Linked DNA regions of Homo sapiens: region 1 is linked to region 2. Evidence: read pairs that join two places in POLR2A ChIA-PET (ENCODE). Cell type or tissue: HepG2. All regions are shown on one strand. Links, peaks and the distances in the headings refer to the core of each region. The heading gives the core; the rest is flanking DNA. Region 1 overlaps HSDL1 (hydroxysteroid dehydrogenase like 1). Region 2 overlaps SLC38A8 (solute carrier family 38 member 8).

What was found. ChIA-PET counts read pairs that join two places held together with the same protein. Peaks named below come from ENCODE experiments on the same cell type or tissue, not always from the same donor. Only the 100,000 strongest peaks of a DNase experiment are listed, where the experiment ranks them.
Region 1: POLR2A ChIA-PET joins it to region 2 with 7 read pairs; 3 of 35 experiments call an interaction of 5 or more read pairs at or near these places.

What each region holds. Positions count from the first base shown.
Region 1 is chr16:84,136,569-84,140,952 of GRCh38, forward strand. The region is part of intron 1 of HSDL1 (hydroxysteroid dehydrogenase like 1); the gene reads right to left. Among named protein-coding and RNA genes, the nearest start is that of HSDL1, 6.4 kb to the right of the region's middle. RefSeq lists an enhancer at 770-1,365. In HepG2, for the core only: no CTCF peak of the experiment used is centred there; DNase peaks (open chromatin) are centred at 2,333 and 2,743; H3K4me3 peaks cover 1,476 bases.
Region 2 is chr16:84,011,851-84,016,234 of GRCh38, forward strand. It overlaps SLC38A8 (solute carrier family 38 member 8), which reads right to left. Exons shown (of 11, transcript NM_001080442.3): 10 at 1,151-1,202. Among named protein-coding and RNA genes, the nearest start is that of SLC38A8, 29 kb to the right of the region's middle. RefSeq lists a silencer at 2,129-2,278. In HepG2, for the core only: no CTCF peak of the experiment used is centred there; a DNase peak (open chromatin) is centred at 2,421; H3K27me3 peaks cover 696 bases.

The DNA of each region.
Region 1 (4,384 bases), core at 304-4,303, 120 kb after region 2:
GCTTGTGTGCTAAACCCACCAGGGACCTCCCACTCAGGCCAGCAGAGGAGATGCACCCACTGCAGAGGTGAGTACAGGAACCTGGGGCTGAGGGGCTTCAAGCCCATCATGGCCCAGCTTCTCAACGCCCCCACTAGACACCCCTCACCTCTTGTCAGGGGAGCGCCATCGTGTGCAAGTACCTTAAACGTGTGTTAATATTATTGTTGCTATGTATATTTTAAAAATCACAGAGCATCAGGGGGGCTGATGGCATTCAAGGTCTGGTCCTCAGCCTTGATGGATAGAAACCCAAGTTCTTCATTCCTTAGAGGCAGCTCAAGACAAAGAAATCTGACTCACATCCACAAAACCCACAGAAGACTGATACATTCAAATGCCAAGTTAGGAATGGATAGTGAACAACACAGCGAAGAGGCCTAAACACACACGGTCACTGGTCCTACAGTCTCTCGAGATCTACATGGAAAACCAAACTTCTAGAACAGCAATGAAAAATACAAAGTGTCAGAGACTGAGGACACCATCATGAATAAACCAGGACTCCGTGCCACCCGGTATACACAGAAGTCAGAGAAAGATAAACGGAGCAACTGCAACATGAGGTGGCAAGGGCGCCACTGGGGTGAAATGGGTCTTGAAGTGTGAGCAGAATTTCTGGGCAGAGAGGAGGGAAGGGACCTCCCTGGCCCGGGCCCATGGAGAAAGGCTCGGCACCGTCAAGGGTCTGGCCTACTCGGGAAACATTAGGAAGTCCCCCGCATGCACAGCACAGGCTGTGCTGTCCTGTGTGACGCCCCATGTGTGCAGGCGCACAGGCGTGAAGGAGACTGGGAGAGGCAGACTGGAGATGCCTTCACGCCAGACTGGAGTGCATGGACCTCCTCCTTGAGCACCAAGGGAGGGAGCTGGTGGGGCTTGTTTAGGAAGGTAACGCAGCAGGGGAGGAGGGGGGCTCCTGAGCCCTGGTTACTCAGCTGGGGATGAAGGAGGGCCACACGGAGAGCCAAGGCTCTGTGGCCTCTGCTGCTCCTCAGCCTTGCCAGACACTTCACACATTCACTCACACCCTGATGGGCCAAAGATGTTAGAGAACTGGAAATTAAAACTCATTCCCTGCTCTCAATCTTCTTCCCCACCCTTCTGTACATGATGGAAAATAACATTTTTCTCATGACAAAAGAAATCAGTACTTTCCCCAGAGCCACCAAATTTCAAAAGCTCATAGCCTCTCACTGAAACTTTCAAAGGAATTTATCACACATTTAAGCCTAGAAGTCCACTTAGGCATATGTAGATAACAAGCCTCGTCAAAGTTACTTTAGGTATCTGACTAGTTACTGTTTTGTGGCTTGATTAGCGAAAGCTATTAACCTGTGCTACGGTCTGAGCGTTCCGCCCCACTCCCTGATTCTTGTCTTGAATCTTAACCCCCCAGGTGATGGTTTAGAAGGGAGGGCCTTTGGGAGGCGATCAGATAATGAGGGCTCCACCACCTTGATCTTGGACCATTCAGCCTCCCAAACTGCGAAAAGTAAGTGTTTGCTGTTTCCAAGCCACCCAGTTCATGGTATTTTGTTATAGCAGCTCAAAACCAACTAAGGCAGCCTGCAACCTAGAGAAACCCATGATGTGGAAAGCAATACTAAAACACAGTAAAATTCTGATTCATGTACAATCTACCTGCAAGAACTTATTCTAAAGCTTTATTTTCTTAAACAGAGAGTAGAATGGTGGTTGCTAGAGGTGGGGTCATGGGTGGGAAGTTTTGGTCAAAGGGGTATAAACTTTCAAATATAAAATGCATACGTCTGGAGAGCTAATGTACAGTACAGTGACCATAGTGAGCAATACCAAATTGTAGGCTTAAAATCTGCTTAGAGGGTAGATCTCAAGTGTTCTCACCATAAAGAAATAAAAAAGTAACTGAGGTGATGAATGTGTTAACTAATTTGGTTGTGGTGATCATTTCACAAAGTATACATATATCAAATCATGTTGTACACCTTAAATTTATATAATTTTATTTGTCAATTATACTTCGATGAAGTTGGAAAAATATAAAATAATTTAAAAAAATTTTTAAGCTTTGTTTTCTCATCTCTGCAGAAAACTAAAACATCTGTGAACAAAACAAAACCACAACTGTCCCCAAACTAGGAAAAGAAGAGCAAGTCCCTATTATCTTTTAAGCATTTTCTACTTCTACAGGGCAGGAGTCATCAAAAACCTACAGGAAACGTTACAACTACAAAAGCGTCACGGGACAATTATGGTCAAAACTGCAAGTAGCAAAGTCACCTCTTCAAAGCACCACTGCTGTGGCCTGTAACATGATCCCACTCCACAGTGAAGGGGACTCCACCTAGCAGTGTAAAGGGCAATCAACTCAAATAGAAAAACCTTCATGTACCAAGAGTTCTGGGAGGAAAGTCTTGGCTGAAACATGGACATTACCAAGCTATCCAAATGCGTGTGACGTGGGGCGGGTGGTGAAAGAACACAAGGCAGACTGGCCAGGGTTTTAAAGAAGACAAAGCAAGCAGGATGGAAAAAAAGACAATCAAAGCATTAGCGAACGACAGTGTGGTGGGCACAGTAATGGCCTCCAGGGATATCTACAGCCTAATCCCCAGACCCTGTAAATACGTCACCTTATGTGGCCAAAGGGACTCCGTAGATGTGACTGAGTTAAAGACTCCGAGCTGGGGAGGGTGGGTCCAATGTCATCATGTGTCCTTGTAAGGGGGGCAGGAAGATCAAAGAGAGAGAGCCATGTGACTACAAAGGGAGAGGTCAGAGAGAGCTCGAGTTGAGGGTGCTCTGTGCTGCTGGTTTCGATAATAGAGAGAGGGGTGGGTCACCAGTGAAGGACGGGGGGTGGCCTCTAGAAGCTGGCAGAGGCAAGGAAAAGGATTCTCCCCTGGAGCCTCCAGAGGAACACAGCCCTGCTGACACCTTGACTTTAGCGCAGTCACAATGACTTCAGATTCCCATCTCCAGAAGGAAGAGACATCTGTGTCATTTTAAGCCACTACCTTTGTGGCAATTTGTTACATCAGCCACAGGGGATAAGGATAAACAGTGGGAGGAAGGGATGGATGAACAGTCAGTTCAGCTTTCAGGACAGCGAAGAGACAAGCTGAAAACTCTGCAACCTCCCTTAAGCCAAAACCACTATGTGTATTCAGGAGCCAGAAAGTCTCAGAGGTTCCTGCCATCTTTGACTGACCAGGGTAGACCTGAGGTCCTCCTCCTCACCAGCTGGGATTATCCAGCTTTTCAGTAAGGCTCCAGGGCGATGGCTGTTTTCATTGATGAAAACATTTTTCCAAATAAATCTTAATTTTTTCAGAGTGTGAATCTGTCTTGTGCTCAGTACTCCAAATCCTCTGTTCTTCCTGACGTTTCAAGTCCCATGTCTTCTCCTCCGTTCAATCACTTCCTAACAAGCACCAACAACATGTCAGCCCTGGGGAGAAACTTCCCTTCCTGTCCCTTCCCTTCCCAGGCCGTGGCACTGCCCCCACCTCTGAATTCCTCTCCACCTCTCTTACCCATGTGGCACTTAGCACACACTGCTTTGGATTCTATTTAAACACTCAACTTGCTTATATCTTGGTTTCTTGGTTGTCCAAGGAGAGCACAGGCCTCTGGAGGGCAGGAGATGTATAGAAAACGAATTTTTCTGTAACTAAAAGAAATTTTTGTTTTTAGGCCGAGTCTTGTTCTGTCTTCCAGGCTGGAGTGCAATGGTGCAATTTCTGCTCACTGCAACCTCCGCCTCCTGGGTTCAAGCGTTTCTCCTGCCTCAGCCTCCCGAGTAGCTGGGACTACAGGTGCCCTCCACCATGCCCAGCTAATTTTTGTATTTTTAGTAGAGATGGGGTTTCATCATGGTGGTCAGGCTGGTCTTGAACTCCTGACCTCAAGTGATCCACCCACCTCGGCCTCCCAAAGTGCTGGGATTACAGGCGTGAGCCACTGCACCTGGCAAAAATGTTTAAATATATACAAAAGTATGTAAAACCTATTATGCACAGTTCAAAGAATAATAAAACAGCCACTTAGCCACCAGCCTACTTAACAAAACCAGTGTCGTGGAAGTCCTGTATGCTGTTCCTCTGATTACAGCCCCTCCTCTATCCTGGAGGCAGCCTCTCTCCTAAATTCTGGGGTAGTCACTCCCTGACTCTTTTAACAAAACAGCTGTATACCCCAAGCATGTATTCTGAAACAGTAACAGTATTGCTGGCCGGGCGCGGTGGCTCACGCCTGTAATCCCAGCACTTTGGGAGGCCGAGGCGGGCGGATCACGAGGTCAGGAGATCGAGACCACGGTGAAACCCCGTCTCTACTAAAAATACAAAAAATTAGCCGGGCG
Region 2 (4,384 bases), core at 334-4,333:
TCCAGCCGGAGCAACAGAGCAAGACTCTGTCTCAAAAACTAAAATAAATAAAAGCAGAGGGATTTCTGAGACGCAGAGACACAGGGAGAAAGCTAAATAATGATAAAGGCAGAGACTGGAGTGATGTAGCCACAGGCCAAGGAGCACCTGGGGCCACCAGAAGCTGAGGCGCCTTCAGAGAGTCCAGCCCTGCCAACACCTTGATTTCACACTCCTGGCTCCAGAACTGGGGAAAAAATTCATTTCTGTTGCTTTAAGCCTCCCCACCATGCCCCAATTTATGGTAATTTGTTACAATAACCCCATAAAACTAATACATCATCTCTTTACCTGCCTCAGCCTCAGTTTCCCCATCTATGGGATGGGAGGGAGTCACCCAGAACCCCAGACTACCCAGGGGCGGCTGAGGAAGCGCACATCATTCACGTGTACATCGTCCTCTTCCGTGGGTCAGACTCAGCTGCTCAGTGGCAAAGTACAGAGGCTCAGTCGTGTCTGATCCACAGGTCCGCTCGGGGATAAATATTTGTCAAATGAAGGAAAGATCCAAATTATCTGGTCTCAACAGCATTGTATGCCAGGCAGGTGGGTTAGCATGGGGCCTGGGAGCCAGGGGCCTGGGTTGCATCCTAGCTCTGTCCTCACTAGCATCCGGGCCCGCCTCCTCAGCTGTAGGATGAAGACATGTGGGTATGGTGGGGAGGTGAACATGTAAAAGGACCTAGCTCAGTGCCTAGCAGAGGAGCCTGGGAACAGCGACCCACTGCTGTGATGATGGTGTCTGGCCGGCCATGGGGCCTTTCTAACCCAGCCTGCACCCTGATCCTGCCCTGGGTCCGAGCCAGGTAACAAAGGAGGGTACAGATGCACCACTGGGTGCTTCCAGAGGCTGGAATCTACATGAAATCCCAACCACAGACCCTCAGAGTGGAAGGGAAGGCCCTTGGAGGACCCGGTGTTACTGGCCCGGGCTCCTATCCTGGCTCAGATGCCCTCATACTGGGTAGACAGAGACTCTCTTCCTGTGGCTCGCAGGTTTCTCACCTGCAGGATGCAGAGGATGAGAAATAGGATCTGCAGGGTCCCCTGAAACATTCTTACTCTGATCCGGGGCACACCCAGGGTGCCACCTCATCTTAGGGACACTTACTTGACTCTTGGTCCTATAGGCTCGACACCCATTGCACAGATGAGGCACAAACCTGCAAAAAAGACAGGGTCACCCACAGTTCTTCGTTATCAAACCCAAAGCAACAAAAAGGTCCCGGGAGAGGTCCTCAGGGACCCAGGAGGCCAGCAAGGCCTCCGCCCATGGGTGCCCCTGGCTCAGGCCCCCTGGAGAGGCAACACAGTGGAGCTGGAAGGACGGGGCTGGAGTCCCAGCTCAACATGCCCTAATGACTTAGGCAGAGGTCTGGCAGCAACCGACTTCCCAGAGCCCCATCTTTCAGGCAACCTTGACAACATGCCCCCCCACAGCAGAGTCTATGAGGAGATGGTGAGAGTCCATGCCTGACACCCGGGAAGTGCTCGGCAACTGGCAGCTACCATTACTTTCTTTTGTTGTGTGTGTGTTTTTTTTTTTTTTTTTTTTTTTTTGAGACGGAGTCTCACTCTGCTGCCAGGCTGGAGTGCAGTGGCACCATCTCGGCTCACTGCAACCTCCACCTCCCGGGTTCAAGTCATTCTCGTGCCTCAGCCTCCCGAGTAGCTGGGACTACAGGTGCGTGCCACCACACCCCGCTCATTTTTGTATTTTTAGTAGAGACGGGATTTCACCATGTTGGTCAGGATGGTCTGGACCTCTTGACCTCGTGATCCGCCCGCCTTGGCCTCCCAAAGTGCTGGGATTACAGGCATGAGCCACTGCACCCAGCCCTTTTTTTTTTTTTTTTTAAATAGTTCTGCTAGGATTCAGGGCCATGTAGCTTGGCCTAAAGCTCCCAAAGGATCCTCTCTCAACTCAAACCTGTCCTGGGCAGTCCTTCCCACCACAGGAAATAGCCAGCGCTACAACTGGCCACCTGGTCACAGCATCAGAATTTAATCTAACAGCCCAGACCAGGGAGTGTGAGGGAGGAGCCACGTGGCCACAGCCTCACCTCTGAGAAGCTCCACCCAGAGCCTGAGTGAGGAGCCGTGTGGCCACACCCTCAGCCCTGAAAGCCCCGCCCAGAGCCTGAGGGAAGGGCTGTGTGACCACACTCTCATCTCTGAAAGGCCCGCCCAGAGCTGAGGGAGGAGATGCATGGCCACACCCCTCACCTCTAAAACCTCCTCTCAGAGCCTGAGGGAGGAGCTATGTGGCCACACCCCTCACCTCTGAAAGCCCCGCCCAGAGCCAAGGGAGGAGCTGTGTAGCCACACCCTCACCTCTGAAAGCTCCACCCTAAGCCCGAGGGAGAAGCCACAAGGCCACACCCCTCACCTCTGAAAGCCTCGCCCACAGCCTGAATAAGGAGCTGCGTGGCCACACCCTCACCTCTGAAAGCCCGGCCCAGAACTGAGGGAGGAGTCGTGTGGCCACATCCCCATCAATGAAAGCTCCGCTCAGAGCATGCAGGAGCAGCTGTGTGGCCACACCCCTCACCTCTGAAAGCCCTGCCCAGAGTCGAGGGAGGAGCTGTATAGCCACACCCTCACCTGTGAAAGCGCCACCCTAAGCCCAAGGGAGAAGCCACATGGCCACACCCCTCTCCTCTCTAAAAGTTCCACCCAGAACCTGAGGGAGGAGCCACATGGCCACTCCCCTCACCTCTGAGAGCTCTGGGCAGAGCCAGGAGCAGAGTGGGTGGCTGTTCTCCTCCCCTCCCTTCACTTCACTTCCCCAGTCTTTATCTCTTAATCCCAGTAGACCCCAATTTACGGGAGCTGGGGCAGGTACGGTTAGATTCTCAAGGGACTACATCAAAGACAACCCCTGAATCTTAATTCACCTGCTAAGAACCCACTTTTCATATTCCACACATCAGTTGGCCTCTTTGATAACCAACATTTCTCTGTGGCCCTCAATTCTTCCATCGCCCCCCCACCTCCGGGGTATTGACAAAGTTGTCACCACCCACTTACCTGGGACCCTGAACAATGTTTCGTTTCATGCCCCCATTCGAGTTTTGGAAGACCTGTAAGAGCCTCTACCTGTGCTTTCTGTTAAGTTTCACCAATGGGCATCTACTTCTTGTCTGTTTGACATAACGGCTGCATCAGGGTGTTGGGGATACCTGGCTAAGGGTCCCCAAGCTCGATGTCTGTTTGGCATGGTTCCAGTCGCGGCTGAATCACAGGGTCCACTCACGGAACACGCACTGAGGGAGTCTCGACTGTGTACTCAACACTTGCTGTGTGTGGGGCCCTGGAACACACCCCCCACTGCGGATCTGGAGTCTCTGTTCTGGGCTCCAGTGGGCCACTACAGTGTACCCTTTTCCACTGGAAGAAGCATCCCTCCAGCCCCCACCTTGCTGGCTTCCCCTTCTCAGATAATGCTTGGGCTGTTTGGGAAGGTTTCCTAAGAAACCATCCTTCGCAGAAACGGTGTTTGCCTCCAGGGCCTGGAGGCAGGAGGGAAGGGAGACATTTGCAGGGTGCCTTGAGCCACGTGACTTTCACATATACGATTTTCTTTTTTTAATAAAACAAAATCTTTTAGCAGGAGGCACCAGCGGTAGCATGGACAGAGCTGTATGATTGACCCTCAGCCCTGCTGCATACTAGCTGTGCCCCCGGCGGGGGTTCAGGGCCTCGGTCTTCGCATCTATGGAATGGGATCATAAACGTTCCTACGTCAAGAATGTCCATCAGGAGCTGTATTAGTCTGCTCTCATGCTGCTAATAAAGACCTACCAGGGACTAGGTAATGGTTTGTTTTGTTTGAGATGGAGTTTCACTCTTGTCGCCCAGGCTAGAGTGCAGTGGCGCAATCTTGGCTCCCTGCAACCTCCGCCTCCCGGGTTCAAGTGATTCTCCTGCCTAAGCCTCCTGAGTAGCTGTGATTACAGGCATACACCACCATGGATGGCTAATTTTGTATTTTTAGTAGGCTGGTCTCGACCTCCTGACCTCAGGTGATCCGCCTGCCTCGGCCTCCCAAAGTGCTGGGATTACAGGCGTGAGCCACTGTGCCCAGCCAGAGGCTAGGTAATTTATAAAGAAAAGAGGTTTAATGGACTCACAGTTCCACATGGCTGAGGAGGCCTCACAATCATGGCAAAAGGCAAATAAGGAGCAAAGTCACGTCTTACATGGTGGCAGGCAGGCAAGAGAGCTTGTGCTGGGGGGCGGGGGGGGACCCCCACTTATAAAACCATCAGATCTCATGAGACTTATTCACTACCACAAGAACAGAATGGGTGGAACCATCCCCATGATTCAACTATCTCCACCT